Linked DNA regions of Homo sapiens: region 2 is linked to region 1. A link is a loop called in an ENCODE intact Hi-C map of the cell type or tissue named here. Cell type or tissue: HCT116. All regions are shown on one strand. Links, peaks and the distances in the headings refer to the core of each region. The heading gives the core; the rest is flanking DNA. Region 1 has its middle 22 kb from the start of CRYGD. Region 2 holds the start of CRYGA (crystallin gamma A).

The links. Hi-C counts contacts between places; a loop is a spot of excess contacts. Peaks named below come from ENCODE experiments on the same cell type or tissue, not always from the same donor. Only the 100,000 strongest peaks of a DNase experiment are listed, where the experiment ranks them.
Region 2: it touches region 1 in a loop (2.1-fold over the local background); 12 of 110 quality-filtered maps call a loop at or near these places.

What each region holds. Positions count from the first base shown.
Region 1 is chr2:208,099,869-208,105,248 of GRCh38, forward strand. No RefSeq gene overlaps it. Among named protein-coding and RNA genes, the nearest start is that of CRYGD, 22 kb to the right of the region's middle. In HCT116, for the core only: a CTCF peak has its summit at 2,246; DNase peaks (open chromatin) are centred at 2,043 and 2,293.
Region 2 is chr2:208,159,809-208,165,188 of GRCh38, forward strand. It overlaps CRYGA (crystallin gamma A), which reads right to left and starts at 3,781. Exons shown (of 3, transcript NM_014617.4): 1 at 3,740-3,781; 2 at 3,396-3,638; 3 at 932-1,268. The coding sequence starts at 3,748. The coding sequence ends at 996. In HCT116, for the core only: no CTCF peak of the experiment used is centred there; no DNase peak of the experiment used is centred there.

The DNA of each region.
Region 1 (5,380 bases), core at 200-5,199:
TGACCGCATAGGGCTTTGGGATCTGGGTTTATTTGCAGTGCTTTCCTTTCATGTGGTACATAAAGCCCCAAAGGTATGAGAACATAAACGGTATTTGTGAGCTATATCAACAGTTCTGAATTCCCATCTTCTATACCAGAGTCAGCTGGGAGTACGCGGGTTCAGACTGTCAACCTAAGTAACAGAGAGGGACTCTCTAAAAGTAAATGATATTTCTTTGGGAATGAAGCATTGCAATGGGAATATGCGTGCCACAGTAAACTATGTGCATATTCAGGGAGGTAAAAGAAGACAAAGGTTTTCAAAGGAAAAAATGAGGAGGATTGCATAATTGTTTTGAAATAATTATCCTTGGCTACAAAGATCGTTAACGAGGGTGACACCCGTCCGAGGTTGGACAGGCAGTTGCTGGGCAGATGTCTTTGCAGAAGTATTTTTTATATAAGGTTGCAATGTTCTGTGTGCAAGGTTGTGGTTTTTGCAGAGTCTTTTGTGATAGTTTTTTGTTATCAAGCATATAAGCACAAGAATGTTCTCTTCATAACCTTCCCTGTCCCTATTTGTCAGGGTTTCATTTTCTTATACTTGGTCACTCTAGTTTGATTCTGACAACTTTCTTTTTCTTTTCTTTTTTTTTTTTTTTTTTTGAGACTGAGTTTTGCTCTTGTCACCCAGGTTGGAGTGCAATAGTGTGATCTCGGCTCACTGCAACCTCTGCCTCCTGGGTTCAAGTGATTCTCCTGTCTCAGCCTCCCGAGTGGCCGGGACTACAGGCATGCACCACCAGGCCCGGCTACATTTTTTTTTGTATTTTTAGTAGAGACGGGGTTTCACCATGTTGGCCAGGCTGGTCTTAAACTCCTGACCTCCCGTGATTCACCCGCCTCAGCCTCCCAAAGTACTGAGACTACAGGTGTGAGCCACTGCATCCGGCTGATTCTGACAACTTTCACAAGGCAGAAAGACAAACATCACTTAAGGGAAATATTCGAAGCAACCTGGAGGTGCATAGCTTGGGTGTTATTTTAATTTTTTTTCTTTGCGGTTTTTTTGCGTTTTTTTTTTTTTTTTTTTTTTTTTTTTTTGGAGAGATGGGGTTTCGCCATGTTGTCCAGGTTGGTCTGGAACTCCTGGGCTCAAGTGATCTGGCTGTCTTGTCCTCCCAAAGTGCTAGGATTACAGGTGTGAGACACTGTGCCCAGCCAGGTGTTATTTTTAGAGTCAAGTTGGTGGCTTTCAAATGCAGAAATGGGCAGTAGAGGAATAACACTGCACACTCTCCATTATCTCTGAATACAATCAGATTGATTTGAGATAGCTTAAGATGAGGGGGATGAGGATAGCTTTATAGGTCTGTAGACACTTAGAGAGAGAAGGAAGAACAGTGGAAGTCAGCCAAACAATGTTTGGAATAGGTATCCATTTTTTTTTTAAATAAAAGAGATTAAGATTTCTGTAAAAGAAAAACTATTCATGAATAATGGTAAGAAAAAAATGTACAGGATATTAAACAGTTCGTTGAGAGAAACCACAGAGATTGAGCTTGAAGATGAAGTGGAGGAAATGTTTGAACACGGATGTGGGGTCTGTTTTATTCATGAACTCAATGTTTCATAAATTACATGTGGGCCTGTCAGACGTTGAGAAATGGAGGAAGAAGACATAGAGATCTTTTATTTTTTTGTTTATTTATTTTTTTGAGATGGAGTCTCACTCTGTCACCCAGGCTGGAGTGCAGTGGAACAATCTCGGCTCACTGCAGCCTCACTTCCCAGTTCAAGCAATTTTCCTGCCTCAGCCTCCAAAGTAGCTGAGACTACAGGCACGAGTCACCATGCCTGGTTAATTTTTTGTATTTTTAGTAGAGACGGGGTTTCGCTATGTTGGTCAGGCTGGTCTAGAACTCCTGACCTCAGGTGATCCTCCCGCCTTGGCGTCCCAAAATGCTGGGATTACAGGTGTGAGCCACTTCTCCCAGCCGACACAGAGCTCTTTTAAAAAGCACAGTGTAGATGCTGGATTGTCCATTCAAAAAGGCCACACCCACTGGGGCTAACTCAAGACCAATTGGCATGCCTCTCTTCACTATCTCTTAGGAAATGCTTAGGATGTGTCACAAAGATCTCAAACAATTTATATTTGCTTAATAACCACTGGCTGAATTATAAGATTAACCTGCATATATACTGCATAGCTGAGCATATTTTAAAAGTGCAGAATAATCTCTATTTGTGAGGCTTTTAAATCATACTTGCCTTCCTTCTGGCCAGCACAGGGTGGAGCTCTTATCCAGACTAAATAAAAGCATTTTCTAAATGGAAGGGATGGAAGCTACTTTAAACAGTTGGCACTTAGGAATTTTTATCCATTTAGTCTCTGTGTGGCACAGAAGGCTTCCAACTCTTTGCTTAAAAAAAGAAAAAGAAATAGTAGAGTCACAAATCAAAAATAAAGGAAGATGTGAGAAGCAGAGTACAAAGAAAAAGGAGATTCACGAATCATGAATGGAAACACTTGTTAATAATAAATTCCACTGATGGTGAATTTAAGCACAGCTGAGTTGTGTAGACCTCATAGTCTCATGATCTTGTTCCTAAGCAAGGTAAATGTCTCCCGGGTGTTTAGATGGTTCAGTGGCCTAATCAACAGAAAGTTCAGTTTGGAATGGGTCATAGCCCCCTCGTTACCATCACTGGGTCTCTGTGGCTCTCTCTGCTGGGGCCATCTGTCCACGCCACGTTCACTGCCTGACTCTGTCACCAGGCCAGGTCCTGGCCCAGGAAAGAATATTTGCAATCCATAGTTGCTCTGCCTGTGGATGGTGGTTAGTTTGATTTGGAAAGAAGCAATAAGTCCCATCTTGGTCCTGGATCCAAATCTTGTTTTCCAATAAAGCTTTATCATTATTAAATATTAGGGATATTTGGATATCCAAAATAAATAAGTAAAATAGTATACCTAAGTAAAATGTAAATCAGAGGAGAGAAATTATTTGAAAATTGTGTAATTATTTTCAGAATTAAGGTCTCGGCCAAGGTGGGCAGATAACGAGGTCAGGAGTTCGAGACCAGCAGCCTGGCCAACATAGTGAAACCTCGTCTCTACTAAAAATACAAAAAATTAGCCAGGCGTGCTGGCAGGTGCCTGTAGTCCCAGCTACTTGGGAGGCTGAGGCAGGAGAATCGCTTGAACCCAGGAGGCGGAGATTGCGGTGAGCCGAGGTCGCACCACTTTACTCCAGCCTGGGCAACAAGAGTGAAACTCCGTCTCAAAAAAAAAAAAAAAAAAGAAAAAAGAAAAAAAAGAATTAATGTCTCAGTGGGGCCCAGGCATCAGCATTTTTAGAAAGCTCCATGGGTGGCTGAGTGTGGTGGTTCATGCCCGTAATCCCAGCACTTTGGGAGGCCGCTGAGTGTGGTGGCTCATGCCCGTAATCCCAGCACTTTGGGAGGCCACGGCAGAGGGATCCCTTAGGCCAAAAGTTCAAGAACAGCCTGAGCAACATAGGGAGATGCCTATCTCCACAAAAAAAATTGTTTAAGTCAGGTGTGGTGATGCACCCCTGTAGGCCCAGCTACTCAGGAGGCTGAAGCAGAAGGCTCGCTTGAGCCCAGGAGTTCGAGGCTGCAGTGAGCTGTGATTGTACCACTGCACTCCAGCCTGGGCAACAGAGTGAAAACCTGTCATAAAATAAAATAAAATATAAAATAAAATAAAATAAAAATCCGAGGCAGCAAGTCTGGAGTGAGGCCTGAGATTCTGCTTTTCTGACAAGTTCCCAGCGCATGCCCTGTGCTACTGGTTTTTGGACCACACTTTGAGAAGAAAGGCTTGTATTCAGTGGGTCCCAAATGTTCCACATCATAACCCTTCCCAGGAGAGCTGGTTAAGCCTCACAGATGCACAGGGCGCTCCTTGAAGGTTGCTGATTCAGGAGGTCTGGGAGTCTGCGTTAAAAGCTGCCCAGCTGATTCTCATGGCTTGCATGCCTGCTGGAGAAAGGCTGCCCTGACTTCCTCTAGGGAGTTGATTGTTTGCCTGGCTTTTGTTGTTTTACTTACTAAAGCTTCAAAATCTTATTCTCTTTCTTAATAATTCTAAATATGGGTGTATAGGCAGCATGATATTTTTTAGTATTCAATTCAGTTTTCAAAAATTTTTTGATTACCTGGTAGGTAGTACTTTCTAGTACAATGGACAAAAAATAAAAAATGATCGAAAACAATACTTTGATTCCATTTAACTAATTGTGTTGGCATTGTTCTTGCTGACCTCTATGTTCTGGGTTCTAAAAAACTGGCTAAGAAGTTATCATCAAGAAAAAACATGAGTTTTTTAAAATTAATTTATTGTTTTAAATGAAAGATATATTTTCATCATGTTAAGCTGCTGAACTTTTTTTTTTTTTTTTTTGAGATGGAGTTTCGCTCTTATCGCCCAGGCTGGAGTGCAATGGCGCGATCTCAGCTCACTGCAACCTCTAAGTCGCTGAACATTTGGCATCATTTGTTGGAGGAGTTAGCCCTTCCTGATGCATACATTCTTCTTTGCTTTGTGCCTTTAAAACTGGGGTGCCCCAGGGACTTCTCCATCTACACCTACACACAGTCCTTTGGTGATCCTATCCAAACTTAGGACTTTAAATACCACCTACTGTCTAATGATTTGGAAACACAGATCTCCAGCCCACGCCTCTTTCTTGAGCAGGCTAGTATAACCAGCTGCCTGGTTAATAACTCCACTTGGATATTCATGGATATTTTCAAACTCTTCTCATCCAAAACGAGATGTCTGATTTTTTCCTAAACCTACTCCGCCTGGTAGTTCTCCCTGTATCGGTTGGAGCAACTCCATTCTTATAGCCGCTCAGCCCAAACCTCTCTCACACCCACATCTAATCCATCCAGAGTTTTTGTCGGCTCTCCCTTCCTAATATATTCAAGATCCGACTGCCTCTCACCTCTGTCAATGCTACAACCTGCCTGAAGCCACCATTCTCTCTTGCCTAAATGACTGCAGCAACTTGCTAGCTCTTGTCTTTTTTCTTCCTCTCCCCTTCCTTTTTCTTTTTATTGTAAAGTTTCTTCAAATAACCTTAGCCATTGGTAGTAACAGGAGCAACCTGTATTGCAAAACATTGTATTTTCAATATTCTAATTTTGCTTTTAGAGGAAAAAAATTGTTGTTTAAAGAAAGCTGGAAGGAACTAGGTGTGGTTAACTGACCTAAAATGTTATTGGAATAGTTCAGATGGATAGAAACAAGAGGAATGACAATAAGAATGCGAGGGTTTTAAATAGCACATGTTCTTTTTTTTTTTTTTTTTTTTGAGATGGGGTCTCACTCTGTTGCCCAGGCTGGAGTGCAGTGGCACGATCTT
Region 2 (5,380 bases), core at 132-5,131, 60 kb after region 1:
GTTGATCTCCTGGGCTAAAGCAATCCATCCACTGTGGCCTCCCAAAATGCTGGGATTATAGGCGTGAGCCACTGTGCCCAGCCAGAGTCTTCAGTAATTTAGTCTTGATAAAAATTCATATTGGAGTCCAACAGAAGGTGACCACATTGTGATACTGAATTTTAGAAGACACTGTGGATATATTAAATTCTTACATTTGTATAATAATTTAAAGGTAACAAAATTTGCTCACAATCTTTTCCCATCATTTCATTGTGATTATCCTGGGATTTAGTGAAGCAAGAATTTATTATTACTTACAGTTTTCAGTAAGGTAATTTAGGCACAGAGATGGTACAAAGTGACGTGCTCAAAGAGATAAGCTAGGAAGTGGGGTAACCAACCATTTGGGTTCACCTGACACTGAGGGGCTTTCTGGGATAGAAGACTTCAAGTGCTAAAATTGGGAGAGTCCCTGGAAAATTGGGCTGGGTTGGTTACTCTACTAGTAAGTAGCAGAGGTAGGCTGTTTAACTCTTGGTTTAACACTTTTGCTACCAGATTGCCTAGTGAAGCAGGCTTGCCCTTCTCCACGTGGAAGTTCTCTTTAGAGCTCCTCTCTTCAGCTGGGCGCAGTGGCTCACGCCTGTAATCCCAGCACTTTGGGAGGCCGAGGCGGGCGGATCACCTGAGGTCGGGAGTTTGAGACCAGCCCGACCAACACGGTGAAACCCCGTCTCTACTAAAACTACAAACTTAGCCGGGTGTGGTGGTGCATGCCTGTAATCCCAGTTACTTGGGAGGCTGAGGCAGGAGGATTGATTGAACCTGGGAGGCGGAGGTTGCAGTGAGCCGAGATAGCGCCATTGCACTCTGGCCTGGTGACAGAGCAAGACTCCATAACAAAACAAATTATAAAATAAATAAATAAAGATAAACAAGAGCCACTTAGTGCAGGGAACACAACTTGTATATTTATTATGTTTCTATGGGGATCACAACAAGGCAGGCACAGCTTAGTACAAATCGGTGACCCGTCTCAAAGAGCCGACTTTGGCATCTGCACCCCCCCAGTCGTGGTACCTTCTGTAGTCCCCAGGCCTCAGCAGATACTGCCGCCCCCGGTAGTTGGGCATTTCATAGAGGACCCAGCAGCCCTCCAGTACGTGGAGGGAATAGATCTCAGGGAGACGGAACAGTTCTGGAACACAGGCGCAGTCATCAGTGAGCTCAGACATAAGGCCTCGGTAGTCATCTCTCTCGTACAGCCTTAACTTGTGCGAGCTGGTCTGTCATGGCAATAAACAAAAGAACAAAAATAAACAGCATGCATCCTTGGGTGTCAACGAAAGTGACACAATCAGTCTGCATCTTCATGAAGCATGGCTTTTATTTTATTTTTGAGATAAAGGTCTTGCTGTGTTGCCCAGGCTGGAGTACAGTGGCAGGATCACTGCTCACTGCAACTTTCACCTCCTGGGCTTAAGTAATCCTCCCACCTCAGCCCCCCAAGTAGCTGGGATCACAGGTGTGCACTGTGACACCCGGCTAATTTATTTTTAAAAATTTTTTTGTAGAGAGGGAGTCTCACTATATTGCCCAGGCTGGTCTTGAATCCCTGGGTTCAAGTGATTCTCTCACCTTGGCCTCCCAAAATGTTGGGATTACAAATGTTGGGATTGCACCTGGTTTGAAACATGGTTTTTTAAACCAGTTGATAAAGTGTTTCTCCCCTGAACCCACTTTCAATGTTGTTATTCTAACAAATTAGGGAAAATATTAAAACGAATCTGACCTGATCAATGAACTGGAGATGTTGTGGAAGAAACAAACATTAAAATACAGGGAATAAAAGTGTGTTCTTTGTAAGCAATCATCAATACAATTGTAGTCAGTGAGTCTGTAGTGAGGATTTCAACTCTCATTTCCATTTTGACTCCATATAATTGAGTCTTATCAAGCTTGTTTTTGAGTCACTTTTTGCACTTATAATTTACAGTGATTTATATTTACACTGAGTCCACATGTATTTTCAAGTGACATTTTGCCAAGTCACTTGTGCCATTTGGGTTTCTTGCCCCAGAGAAATGCCTATTTTATTTATACCTCTTTGCGCATCTGCAAATTTTTCTGGCCTAAATTTGTTTTTTTATTTTTTTATTTTTTTTTAGACGAAGTCTCGCTCTGTCACCAGGCTGGAGTGCAGTGGCATGATCTCGGCTCACTGCAACCTCCGACTCCTGGGTTCAAGCAATTCTCCTGTCTTAGCCTCCTGCTTAGCTAGGACTACAGGCATGCACCACCATGCCTGGCTAATGTTTTGTATTTTGGTAGAGACAGGGTTTCACCATGTTGGCCAAGCTGGTCTTGAACTCCTGACCTCAAGTGATCTGCCCAGCTCAGCCTCCCAAAGTGCTAGGATTACGGGCGTGAGCCACTGAGCCTGGCCGTGATTTCAATTCTTGAATCTCCTTGTCACACTACATAATTTGGTGCCAACAGAAAGTGTAAATACATGCTGCACGTGATTAAAAAAGATTAAGCAGCATTTTGATGAGGACCATGTTCTATGAAATCCTAATCAATTGTGTGTCTCTGATATTTATAAGAAACTAGTTGATAATGACTCCTGGAAATTATAAATCCACACAAGTTGAAACATATTTTCCTAGGTTCTAGTAAGTCCTAGAATGTAGTGAAAAAAATTTCCAATGCAGTCAGAATACATTATACCTATATTGTTATCTCATAGTCTGTTAACTTTTCATCATTAAAAAATAATTATCATGGCCGGGCGCAGTGGCTCATTCCTATAATCCTAGCACTTTGGGAGGCCGAGGTCGGGAGTTCGAGACCAGCCTGACCAACATGGAGAAACTCTGTCTCTACTAAAAATACAAAATTAGCTGGGCATGGTGGCACATGCCTGTAATCCCAGCTACAAGGGAGGCTGAGGCGGGAGAATCGCTTGAACCTGGGAGGCAGGGGTTGTGGTGAGCTGAGATTGTGCCATTGCACTCCAGCCTAGGCAACAAGAGCGAAAGCGAAGTTCTGTCTCAAAAAAAAAAATTATCTAGATAAACTAGATAGACTTTTCTTTTTTTTCTTTCTTTCTTTTTTTTTTTTTTTACTACTGAATAAGGTGACTTTTATGTAGAAATTAGGGATCACCTAGATGTTACCAAGTTTAATTTAAAGGCTATGTTGTGATTTCCCATGCCCTAAAATGATGTCCTTAAGTAAGAAAAATAGAGATTATTGTTACTTTTTTTTTTTATATATGTTTGAGGGTCAGGCCTTGCTATTCTTACTGTGAACACTCATCCTGTGTTGGAACAAACTGACTTTTATAAACAGGAATTGATGGCCATGGATCATTGATGCTTTCACATCAGTCAAGTTGAAGCAAGACTCACATGAGGAATTATACGGCAGGATTGGACCGAGTCGCTGAGGCCCATCCAGTGCTGATAGTCGGGGTACTTGCCTCGGCGCAGGAAGTACTGGTGGCCCTGGTAATTGGGACGCTCATAGAGCATCCAGCAGCCGCTGTCTACTCGGATGGAGTTGCAGCGGCTGAAGTAGACCCGCAGGTTGGGGCAGTCACTGATGCAATTGTAGCAGCGACCCTGAAAGTCTCGGTCCTCGTAGAAGGTGATCTGAGGTAGAAATAAGGTGACAGTAGACAGTCAGCTGGAAGGAACATCCCCACACACCACAGACCCCCAATAGACATGGCACAGCACCTCCACAGGCTCACCTTCCCCATGGTTGTTGACAGAGGGTGATTAGCATCTAGTATGATAGGGACAAAGGGGCAACTGGTATATATAGCAGGGAAGCTGCTGTGTTGGCAAAAACAACACAAAAGGGACCTGGGGGTGGTGCGTAGGGGGATTTCTGTATTCTCTTTTTTTTTTCATTTGAGATCATGGGGCAGTGGGCTCTCTCTCTTTCTGGCATTTTCGAGTTGTCCTCACTAGCTCCAGTGAAAGGTATTAAAGTCAGCAGAGCCATTATGACCTTGGAGACAAAGGGCACACTTCTCATCCTATGCAGCTCACTAGAAATGCATTACATGCCCAGCATTCTGCAATGTTTGCCTATGGAAACTGCTGAGATGGAGGTTGGTGGTTCCATCTGAGGTCACTTATGAGAACACATGCGTTCCAGAAGGACTTGAAGTGTGAAGAGGCAACAAAAAAAATCCCAGACAGAAAATCCTCTAATTGAAAGACAATTATATTTCTTAAGTGACTTCATCAGTATGATAGGGTTTTGATAAAAATATTTTGCCTATATTTATGTAGGGAAAACATAAGATTAGAAGTGTGTACTATACCAACATATCAATCATGGTAATCAATGAATGGCAAGATTATAGATCTTAGCTTTATGTTGTTATATTTTGTTTTTTGCTGCTGTTTTCTTAATTTTCTATTATATCTGCCATCTTCAGCCAGACAGAAAAAAAAATTCGATTATAAATATAACAATTTCATGAGATGAAAAAATAATAAAATCAATCTTTAAATGTATGACTTTGAGGTGCTGGTGAAAAGCAGTAAATACTGGAAGCAGGTATATTTAATCAAGAGATTAAACACTTCTTGAGCTAAAAATAAAAAGAAACCCTGAGAATCTGTGAGAGGCTCGAAGAGCAGAAAAATACACAGGAACATTTCACTCCCCTCCCCCTGCCACCCTCCTTCTAGCATTGCTTTTATTTTTTAAAATTAGCGTGATGATTTGCCTGTGTTTTTCCTTTCAATAGTATCACTGTTTCATTGAACCCAAGTGACTGCCTAACAGCCTTCTCCATTGCTGCCAACTTATTGATTTAGAAGTACTCCTCAGATGTGCAAGTGTGGAGGAAGACTCCAAACCCCAGACTGTCTTTTGTCATTCCACATGTATGTAGGAAGATGAAATCAAACACCTTTGTGCTTTAGACCCACCGAGGGATTCTAAAAGAGTATTTGACCACAGCTAGCAACACATTCACAATGTCATTTGTGAAAATCCTCAGGCAGCATGTAAGGCAAACGCGCAGGTGGTAAAAGGAGAGACAGCAGTAGCTACCGAGAAAAAAATGTTTCCTCATAACTAGCAGAGCTAGGCAAAAGAAAACTGGGTGAAGTCCTATGAAGCTAAACACCTAGCAGTGCATGCAGGGACCGCAAGTTGCTGATTCCCTCCTTTGCCTCCCCCTAATTAGCTGCAGGCTTACTGGTAAATCTTAGAACCATAATCAAACCCAGTGTGGAAAACGCTGCATTGGTCTCCCAGCCCCACATGAGAATATACCACCATTTTCAGAAAAAGTCTACAATCTCCATCTGTGTTTTTGTACATGCTGATGAAAACTGTTCTGTAGACAGATGGCACACCAAAACCTTAA